Regions from separate parts of the Homo sapiens genome. Here region 2 is linked to region 1. A link is an interaction called in ENCODE POLR2A ChIA-PET data of the cell type or tissue named here. Cell type or tissue: IMR-90. All regions are shown on one strand. Links, peaks and the distances in the headings refer to the core of each region. The heading gives the core; the rest is flanking DNA.

Region 1 (5,252 bases), core at 1,326-3,825:
ACATTTGAGAGTTTGAAAAGACTCCTCTCTTAGAAGGCCTTTTTTGACCCCACCAAATGCTATCCAACGTCTAAGAGAAGAGAAGAGTGATGAGGAGACCTAATATCGGAATTAAAGAATGGTTAGGTCACTGTGGATTTTGAGGTCAAGAAGCCCCTTTTGTACTTCCCAGCAGGAACACAACTAAACTATTGCAAATAAAAGAAAATTAATTATTGGTTACCCAACTCTACTCCCAACTCCCTTGTTACAGAAGACTATATAAAAAACGACAGTTTCCACATTGATTAAAAACTTACAAATGCACAATTTATCATATATCCTTCATACTTCTACAACACGACACTTTAACTTTTTTTTTTTTTTGAGATGGAGTTTTGCTCTCGTTGCCTAGGCTGGAGTGCAATGGCGTGATCTTGGCTCACTGCAACCTCAGGCTCCCAGGTTCAAGTGATTCACCTGCCTCAGCCTCCTGAGTAGCTGGAATTACAGGCGCCCACCACCAGGCCCAGCTGATTTTCATATTTTTAGTAGAGATGGGGTTTTGCCATGTTGGCCAGGCTGGTCTGGAACTCCTGACCTCTGGTGATTCACCCACCTCGGCCTCCCAAAGTGCTGGGATTAAAAACGTGAGCCACCACGCCCAGCCGATACTTCAACTTTTTAAGCTGAGGTTGATAAGACCTGAGATATAACAGTGTAAACATAAAAATGCTTTTTTAAAAATATTATTAATTATGAAATATGAAAACTTAAACCATCACCCAACCTGGTAGAAATGTGAATATCATAGTCATAATCCACTATCAGATTATGAAGATGGGTAATACTGTATAACCTCTGGGCAAATGTAGAAGGTTGGTTGCTTCATTTCATATCTAATTTAATTATGTGATATTTACCTATATCAAAATCAGGCACTTTAGAAAATAATTGAGAAGAGAAAACCTTCAAATAATTTCATAATAGAATTTAAATAGCTTTTACATTTGTAAGAATCTGGAAAGATTAAGTTATTTTTAACATCCCAGAACAAGAACGTCTAATCTCTATTATTAGTTTGATGACCGATAGCATCACTCACAATAAAGTTTTACAAACCCTTCTCAGAGCCTTTAATGGTACTGCCTTTTCAATAGGTAAATAGACATTTAAAACATATTAAGAATATGGATTCTTAATATTTTAACCCTTAATCTATTTAAAGAATTGGCATCTAAAGTGTTTTTTTGTTGTTGTTGTTGTTTTTGGGTTTTTGTTTTTTTTTGAGATGGAGTCTGGCTCTGTCGCCCAGACTAGGATGCTGTGGCACGATCTCGGCTCATTGCAACCTCCGCGTTCCAGGTTCAAGCCATTCTTCTGCCTCAGCCTCCTGAGTAGCTGTGATTGCAGGCGCCTGCCACCACACCTGGCTAATTTTTGTATATTTTAGTAGAAACAGGGTTTCCTCATGTTGACTAGGCTGGTCTCAAACTCCTGACCTCAGATGATCCGCCCGCCTCTGCCTCCCAAAATGCTGGGATTACAGGCATGAGCCACCGCACCGGGCCTAAAGGGCTGAAAGAAGTTCCTGCTATGCAGATTGAAAATTGACACAGTGGAACTTCTGTTAACACTCAGATCCTCAGATTTGAAGAAAGAGGAGGAGAAGGAGGAAATACATACAATAGATTTAAGACAGATGGTGGCAGTAAAATAATCAAGTCATGCCATATAATCTTTAAGAAATTAGAACAGAGTGTCTGCTGAAATGAGCCTGCAAGGTATAGAGTGAGCTCATTTTTTACATGGATGTCCCCTTTTCTAGAAACTAAGTGATTAATACAAATAAGAGAATATCAAAGAAGGCATCATCTCAGGTAAATACCTGTAACATGACCAAAGCAAAGCATTAGGTATGGCTTGGGATCTTATTGGCATATCCAACAAGATAAGATAGCAGGAATAGAGTGGGTGAGATGAAAGATCCACTCTACTAGATACACCAAGGCATATGACTGAGAGAGTAAGATGCTTTCAGGATGTGGACCAAGAAAGATTAAAGAATAGAAAGGAACAGAAAACAAAAACAAGAGTGACAGAGAACGAAGAACCAGATAAAAAGAAACTTCATAAAGATGCCATCAAAGTGAAAATATTTTATAGGCTACTATTTAGCCAAGTATAACATTGGCTCCTTCGGTCTTAAATCTCTCTCCTAATGACAAATGAATATTTTTTATATTTTTAATTTAAAAAATTCTTGATAACAATCCATTATTTTTCCAGTTGTTAAAAAGATGACTGTTAATCAAAATGATGACCAAGATGAAGATCAAATTCCAGAATGAGGAAGTAAATTGCTTAAATGAGATAATAAATGTAAACTGCTTAAAACAGTACAAGGCACATACAAATGTTCAATATTTGTCAGTAATTACTGCTTTTGCTATCATCATCCTCATTGCCATTGTCACGAAGTCAACTTGATCATCATCCTATCTTTCAAGGGCATTCTTAATCTTCCTCTTTTGTATCATTTGAAAGTTTCTATTCTGGTTTCAAAAAAAAAATAGAAATGATCCAAAGGAGGCTTTTTCTTATTAATACTTTGATTCCAGGATTTAAAACGAAACACCCCATCTTGATCCGTATACTAAAACGTTTAAAACGTTTCAAAGTTTTAGTATTAATCTCAAACAAAATTAAACCATTTCACTCTTTTCAGATGGTCTCTTAAAGTCAAACATGTGTGCCATTCTGGCACTTGTTTTGCATACAACCCTGGGGCTATTTCACAGTGTGACTCATGGGCAGTTAGTTATTCAACACCAACAGAAACCAACAATCATGCTTGCACACTGGTCTGCTTCCCAAGCTATACTCCAACAACAGTTTTACCTTCTAGGAGAAAGAGAAGCTTAGGTTAAATCTGCATCTCAACCAGGAAACTGATCATGCTTAAAAGTCTTCTGCATTGTTTATTCTTTGTTTCCAGCTGAAGGGCTACTAGGCAAAAATCCATAGAGAGACAGTAGGGATGTTTAGGCACTTTCTATCATTGACCACCCAGGGTTCTGTTACTAAAGTAAGTCCCCTTGTCATGGTGGAATAGAGCTGGAGAAAACATGTTGTCTTTCTAAAACAGGTGGTCCCCTCACACTGCTCCCCTTGAGGGTATTTGGCTTTGAAGATACCCAGACAGAACATGCTGTCCCCAATCCTGAGGCCTGCACAGCCAAGGACTGAAAGGGGAGGGCTGGCAGATCTATCCTGATACAGATCCCAGAGGGAGCAAAGGGTCTTAGGCAGGCTTGTTACATGGAAACCTCTCATGAACTAGTGAACAGATAGCAAAAATGATGTGTGGACATTTCCAAAGAAGGATCATGCAGTTCCTCAGGAAAATTGGAATAGTTAAAAGTACCTGTTTTCTCTTGGTGGCTCCGATAAGCTGTAAGCTCTTTGCTCTACAAGACACAGAACAATAAAATGAAAACTAAGGCACACAAACTGGCAGTCATATGTTAGTCTGAAATGCATACTCAACCATATTGTATCATTATACACACTACCAGCTAGAAAATAATGAGAAAATGAGTTACCTTATATAAGTAAGGCATTGCTCTGGATTTTTTTAAATCACTTTCTGTAATTTAAAGAGGGTAGGGAGAAACATGGCCAAAATATGCCAACATTTAATGACTTCATGAACTAAGTTAGCATCAGCAAGGGACAGCAAACATTTTCAGAAGTGCAGAAAATTAGCTCTATCTTTTTGGATACTTTTCACTAGAGTCATCCCTATTCTTCATAACACTAATGCCCTAACATACAGAACCAATAAATAACTGCTTTTAAACAAAGCTCAAATGAAGTCTTGAAGGACAGCATAAGAAGAGTTAATTTTCATATAGCTGCAATGTCCTCATAAAATCCTAGCAGCAGCAAGTTCAGAGATGTGCTCTGTGGCTCATGGGAAAGGGAGGACCATTTTTTTCATTGGACTTGTGGAGGGGGCCAGAAGGGAGGTTCATGCAAGCAGCTTGGAGCCATCTTGTTTCCAGAGTTGAAATACTTACTACAGGGGTGGAGTAGAGACACTGATTTAGACAGTGAGAGAGCCTGAAGGAGGGGGCAGTCACTGTGGAGCACACCATCTACAGGGCAGGGACAAATCCTTCACTCTCACAATCCAGAACAGTGAAGAGGCATAACTAGGTTGCAAAGGGAAATGATACATAAGGAGGAAAACAAATACATATCCCCTGAAATGGGTAATATCAAATGTTGCACCTAATACTATCTTGTATGTAATAGGAAATCTACTTTGAAGAATTTGAAGCCTTTATTTTATAGCCATTATCAAGTGTTCCTCAAATTAAGTCATAGGCAGAACTCACTATTCTTATGGTAAATAGGCTGAAGTACCAAGAGAATAAGCCACCAACTGTTCAAAATCCAATTAAATTCCATCCATCAGCTCACAACGTTTTCAAAAGTATGTTTACGTCATTCCTCAAATTCTTAAATGCTGAACCCCTTTGTCCCCCTTGGTGAGACTGTAGTTATCATTTTAATATTGGCAATGTTCCTTTCTGCCTAAATCTATAATAGACCAAAGGGAATTATAAAACTGGATTTTGTTTTATGTATACAAACATCAAAAATAAAGTTGCCATCATCGTACTCTTGGCTCAAAAAAAAAAAAAAGACGCATGAGAAATTACAGTAAGTAACTCTTTGGAAGTGACAAGGAAGACAGAACATCACAAATAATAATAAAAAGGACCGAAAGCATCCTAGGTTTGTATATCTGCATTACAGCTCTCATATGGGAGCTTCCCTCTGGGACATAAGGAGACTTGGACTCTGTTCAAATAGACCTGAAAATTTTTAGGACTATTCAAAACTCATCAAGAAAGGATTTATGGCAACACAAACCTCAATTTACTTTTGATTAATCCAAGCCGACTAAACAATGAAACATTAGAATATATCTTTGCATTAGGCAAGCTTTCACATTTGTGCTTTGATTACATAAACACAGATAAAATTATTCCTTCTTCATTAGTGGTTAATTTATTTTTCATAGTCCTATGGTATTGACTGACCTAAATGGTATCAATCCAAATGTTTGCAGCCATATAAGTCTATCCACTGGAATTTTCATATATTTAGTGAGTAGACTCAACCTAAATTGCCTGGTTCTAACTGTTACCTTCTGGATAGTATCAAACTTCACTCAAGTAGCCTTGTCTTTAAATATACCG
Region 2 (5,252 bases), core at 1,015-3,514, 180 kb after region 1:
AATTGAAATATAAACTTTATAAATATGCTTATTTTCTTTTTTTTTTTTTTTTTTTTTTGAGACAGAGTCTTGCTCTGTCACCCAGGCTGGAGTGCAGTGGTGCGATCTTGGCTCACTGCAAGCTCCACCTCCTGGGTTCATGCCATTCTCCTGCCTCAGCCTCCCAAGTAGCTGGGACCACAGGCACCCGTCACCACGCCCAGCTAATTTTTTTGTATTTTTAGTAGAGACAGAGTTTCACAGTGTTCGCCAGGTTGGTCTCAATCTCCTGACCTTGTGATCCGCCTGCCTGGGCCTCCCAAAGTGCTGGGATTACAGGCGTGAGCCACCACACCCGGCTGCTTATTTTCATACTTTATTTTCATTTTCACACAATGGAACCTCAGGCAAGTCTTTTTTCCACCACTGCTTCCTATGAAATGTTGGTCTCCATTTTAAGGAGATTCACATTAAGGGACATCCCTGTGACCCACTCAGTAGAAAAAAAACAGTTTCTTCTACTATAATCTCACAACATGCTTCAGCAGGGGGATGGGGAATTTCCTTGCTTGTTGAAGCAAGCAAGCAATTCTGCAGCAGACACAAGCTGGGTGTCCTCCAATTCCCATACTACCTGGAGATAGCATCAGATCCCACAGGTTGAGGACTCAGTCCCACAAGACTGTCCCACATTTCTGATGCCAATGCAAGTCTCAGGTTGTTTCACCTGTGCTCTGACCAACTGACTATAAATCAGGGATCCCACAACCCTCTCCTTGGGTTTGACTAATTTCCTAGTGTGGCTCACAGAACTCAGGGAAACACTTACATGTACTGGTTTATTATAAAGGATATTACGAAGGGTACAGATGAAGAAATGCATAGGGTGAAGCATGTGGAAAAGGGCAAGGAGCTTCCCTACCCTCCCCTGGGTGTGCCACCCTCCAGGAACCTCCACGTGTTCTGCCATCCAGTAGTTCCAAGAACCCAGTCCTTTTAGGTTTTTAAGGAAGCTTCATTACATAAGCATGACTCATTGCATCATTGGCCATTTGTGATCAGTTTAGTCTTCAGCCCCTCTCTTCTCCCCAGAGGTTGGGGGGTGGAGCTGAAAATCCCAATCCTCTAATCTTCCCTTAGTCTTTCCTGTGACCAGTGCCTATCCTGAAACTACCTAGGGGCTGCCAGCCACCAGTCACCTCATTAGCATAAAAAATACATCATTTGGGAGATTCTAAGGAGTTTAGGCATTGTATGCCAGGAAACAGGAGAAAGAATGAAGTCAAAATACCGTGTATGTTTCACAATATCATACCTGCTATCCTCAGATAAGGGGACCTCGCATGTTCCTGTCCTCACTTTACATATGAGGAAAGAAAAGCTCAGCAAAGTTGTGGCACTTGACTGAGGTCCAGCAGCTAGAAGTGGCTTAGCAGATGTAAATCCAGCCTGTCTGATCCCATCCCATGTTCTCTGTAGCCTCAGCACAAAGTCCTTTTGTAACATACAACTGGTCTGAAAGACAGTGATTTGCTTGGCTAAAAGACAGCAAAAGCTTCACAGTTAGGAATACAGGCTTGGGAACAAGCTGCATTGAATCTCAGCTATGGTATGTTTTGTTTTTGGTTTTGTTTTTGTTTTGAAACAGAGTCTCACTCTGTCACCCAGGCTGGAGAGCAGTGGCACAATCAAGGCTCACTGTAGCCTTGACCTCCCCAGTTCAAGTGATCCTCCCACCTCAGCCCTCTGAGTAGCTGGAACTGCAGGAGCATACCACCACACCCACCTTTTTTTTTTTTTTTTAAAGAGATGGAGTGTCACTCTGTTGCCCAGGCTGGTCTTGAACTCCTGAGCTCAAGCAATCCTCCCACCTCAGCCTCCCAGTGTTGGGATTACAGGTGTGAACCACTGCCCCGGCCTACAGTATGTCTTAATTGCATGACTTTAGGTTCACTATTTTACTTTCCTTGGCCAGTTCCTCGTCTGTCAAGTAGAATTAATCATAGTACCTATCCCAAAGACTGTTGTGACGATTAAGAGATTTGATAGGGTAAAAAGAGAAAAAACTTAGTGTCTACCAGAAACACTAAATGCTAGTTGCAACTATTAACTATTATTATTATTATTACATGTTAAGTATATAAAAGGATTTTTTAAGACTTTGAATATTTATTTCAAATGAAATCACTCAGAATCTCTAAATATTAAACTGACCAAAATGACTCAGCAGTAACTGGTAATTGGGGCCAGGAGGGTCTGAAATAGGCCTACCCAGCTCAGCCTAAACCTGATGGCCCAGAGAAACCTCCAGGGATCAGGAATTCCAAATACATTGTACCAAATAAATGTAAGACATAAAGCTCCACAGAATTTTATTTGATTTTATAGAGCTGAATGGTCCCCCTACAGTTTGAAAATTCAAAGGACAGAGCAACAACTATTGAGGTAATTCTATTTGCCATGTTAGTTTGAAACTTTCTGCATTTGGAAGGAAATGCTGACTCACAGTTCCTTATACTAACCTAGGAATGTAGGCTTATAATTGCATTTCACAACTGTTATACTAACTGGAAAAGAACAGTAAACAGCTGGGAGATAAGGCCAAGTCTAAGTAAAAACCTTCAATGCCAGCACAATGGAAATGGGTAGGGAGACAGTATTTGAAATAAACCTATTATTGAACACACAACAGTGTCTATAGACCTGTTTCAGACTACAGTTATCTACCTGAGTTATGCAGGTCTAAGCTGCTTTAAGTGAAAGGGTTGAATTATTTGGTAAACTCAGTGGGGAGATGTCTGAAGATTAGAAAGGAAACAACAAAGTAACTGTTCACTAAGATCTCATTAATTCAAACTAATGGTGGTTGTGGGGATAGGGAGGAAGGAGAGCCAGTCAGTCTGAAATTGTGCAGCCTAACGTTTATAAAGTACAAAGAGGAGCACAAGCTAGCTGCTAACAAAATGTTCCGCCAAACCTGTCACACTCACTTGTATTTCGCAGGATATATTTGCACACAAAGTGATTAAGCCCTTTAAAAGCTTGTTCTCAATCTATCAGACATCACCTTTACAATCTTACTTATGCTATGAGTCTGTTTAATGTATTGTTCATGTCAACGCAAAGCTCAATCATCACTCAAGCATCATGGGCAAGATACGACCTACCAAGGTATCAATTTCCTCATTAGCAATAAATTTCTAAAGTATGTCTTTCATGTCCAAAACCCAATGTACTGTCACTTACTATGTGCAAAGCACTATGCAGGCCATCTAGGGAAGGATATTAAAATATATAGAATGCTGACTGTATCATTGATGAGCTCAGAATCTAGTTGGGATAATATGATCTACATCCATGAGAAGCTAGAGGATGCAAGGAGGAAGACCACTGGACTGGCAGAACATGGTAATGTCAGGCAAGCATAAACAGATAAAGAAGTTCTGTAAATGGAAAGTCGGAGTTCAGTATGAAGACAGATAAGGACATGCTATCTTTAGGAAACACAAAGGAGTTTGAGGGGTTGAAGCAATAGGTTTATGAACCAGAAAGAGCAAACGTCATCAGCCTCCTATGTTTATACATAATCCATCCTTAAAACACACATACTACATTTGTGACAAAAATGAATAGACTTATAGGGGCCAGGAGTCCTTTTGCCAGAGACCCAGCAATAACACTCTTAATTACACATTTCCTTTTAGCCAGAATTTTCAACAACATATATTCTAGCTTTTCCTACATGTGCTTTACTTTTGCCCTCCCCTCACAATGAAATATATTATCAAGTTCTTTGGGAGGCCAAGGCGGGTGGATCACCTGAGGTCAGGAGTTCAAGACCAGCCTGACCAACATAGTGAAACCCCATCTCTACTAAAAATACAAAAAATTAGCCAGGTGTGGTGGCAGACGCCTGTAATCCCAGCTACTCTGGAGGCTGAGGCAGGAGAATCGCTTGAAACCGGGAGGCGGAGGTTGCAGTGAGCTGAGATCGCGCCACTGCACTCCAGCCTGGGTGACAGAGCGAGATTCCGTCTCAAAAAAAAAAAAAAAAAAAAAAAAAAAAAAAAAAATATATATATATATATATATATATATATATATATATATATATATAATCAAGTTCAATGAAAACCCAGCTGATACTGACAATTCTCTGCTTGGGCACACCTAAGTATCGCTGTATTGTTTCTCACAACTGCATGTGATCATATCAAATTTATCAGATCCTTGCTTCTTCATCAATATCTCATTTCTATTTATTTTCCCCTCATTTTTATAAAGGTAGAGCAAGAAAAGTAATAAATCACATAGACAAGAGTCATGCTGCTAAAACTGAACTGGCGGGTACAAAAGCCCAAAAGTTCATTCATTTGCTGATACCTAAAAGTCTGAGTTCAGTATGAAAAGATTGCTTCTTGTGGAGTAGCTCTTCAATCTATCAACGTTTAAGGTAGCAATCTGGCAATGTCTCCCAGAGAAGTAAAGGAATGTATTACTGTGAAAGGAACACTTGGGTCAGGTCCTAGATAAAGCCTGGCTGAGAAACTTGCTCTTACTTTTGTAAGCTACAGGGTTTCCCACTTTTTACTTTGATGAGGGAGGGTAACTCTCCCTAGAGTCTTATGTGGGATTGCTGGAAATTAATGCAACATTAATTAAGCCATGAGTTCATAACATATGGTCCATCAACAAACTTTATAGAGGCCATGAATTCCATGAAATTAGATGCAAATTATTCTGTGCATGTATATTTTTCTGTCAAGATTCTACAGTTTTCATCGGATTCTCAAGGGCCCGTTAGACCTGAAAAAAAAAGGCTAAGAATGCTTCTTTTAAACCATGCCAGACATCAAAATTTCGCTCTGTGAAAGCCCATGTAAGGAGGATGAAAAGACATGCTCCAGAGTGGGAGAAAATATTTGCAAACCACATATCCATCAAAGGGCTAGTATGCAAAATATATAAAGAACTCTCAAGCAATGCAATTAGAAAATTGACAAAAGACATGAACAGACATTTCACTAAAAAGGATATACAGATGGCAAATGAATATTTTCAACATCATTAGCCATTGGGGAAATGGAAATTAAAATCACAATGAGATATCAATGCATACCATTCAAAATGGCTAACACACAAAAAAAGTGCCATCACCAAATGCTATAGCAGATATGGAAAAACTGGTTTTTTTGCTGGTAGAGATGCAAAACAATAAAGCCACTCTGGAAAGCAGTTTAGCAGTTTCTTAAAACCGAACATGCAACTGCCAC

What was found. ChIA-PET counts read pairs that join two places held together with the same protein. Peaks named below come from ENCODE experiments on the same cell type or tissue, not always from the same donor. Only the 100,000 strongest peaks of a DNase experiment are listed, where the experiment ranks them.
Region 2: POLR2A ChIA-PET joins it to region 1 with 5 read pairs; 2 of 35 experiments call an interaction of 5 or more read pairs at or near these places.

Annotation. Positions count from the first base shown.
Region 1 is chr5:73,850,847-73,856,098 of GRCh38, reverse strand. It overlaps ARHGEF28 (Rho guanine nucleotide exchange factor 28), which reads right to left. Exons shown (of 36, transcript NM_001177693.2): 14 at 3,407-3,449. Among named protein-coding and RNA genes, the nearest start is that of ARHGEF28, 230 kb to the right of the region's middle. In IMR-90, for the core only: no CTCF peak of the experiment used is centred there; a DNase peak (open chromatin) is centred at 2,788.
Region 2 is chr5:73,670,539-73,675,790 of GRCh38, reverse strand. The region is part of intron 1 of ARHGEF28 (Rho guanine nucleotide exchange factor 28); the gene reads right to left. Among named protein-coding and RNA genes, the nearest start is that of ARHGEF28, 47 kb to the right of the region's middle. In IMR-90, for the core only: a CTCF peak has its summit at 2,390; a DNase peak (open chromatin) is centred at 2,480; H3K27ac peaks cover 1,937 bases.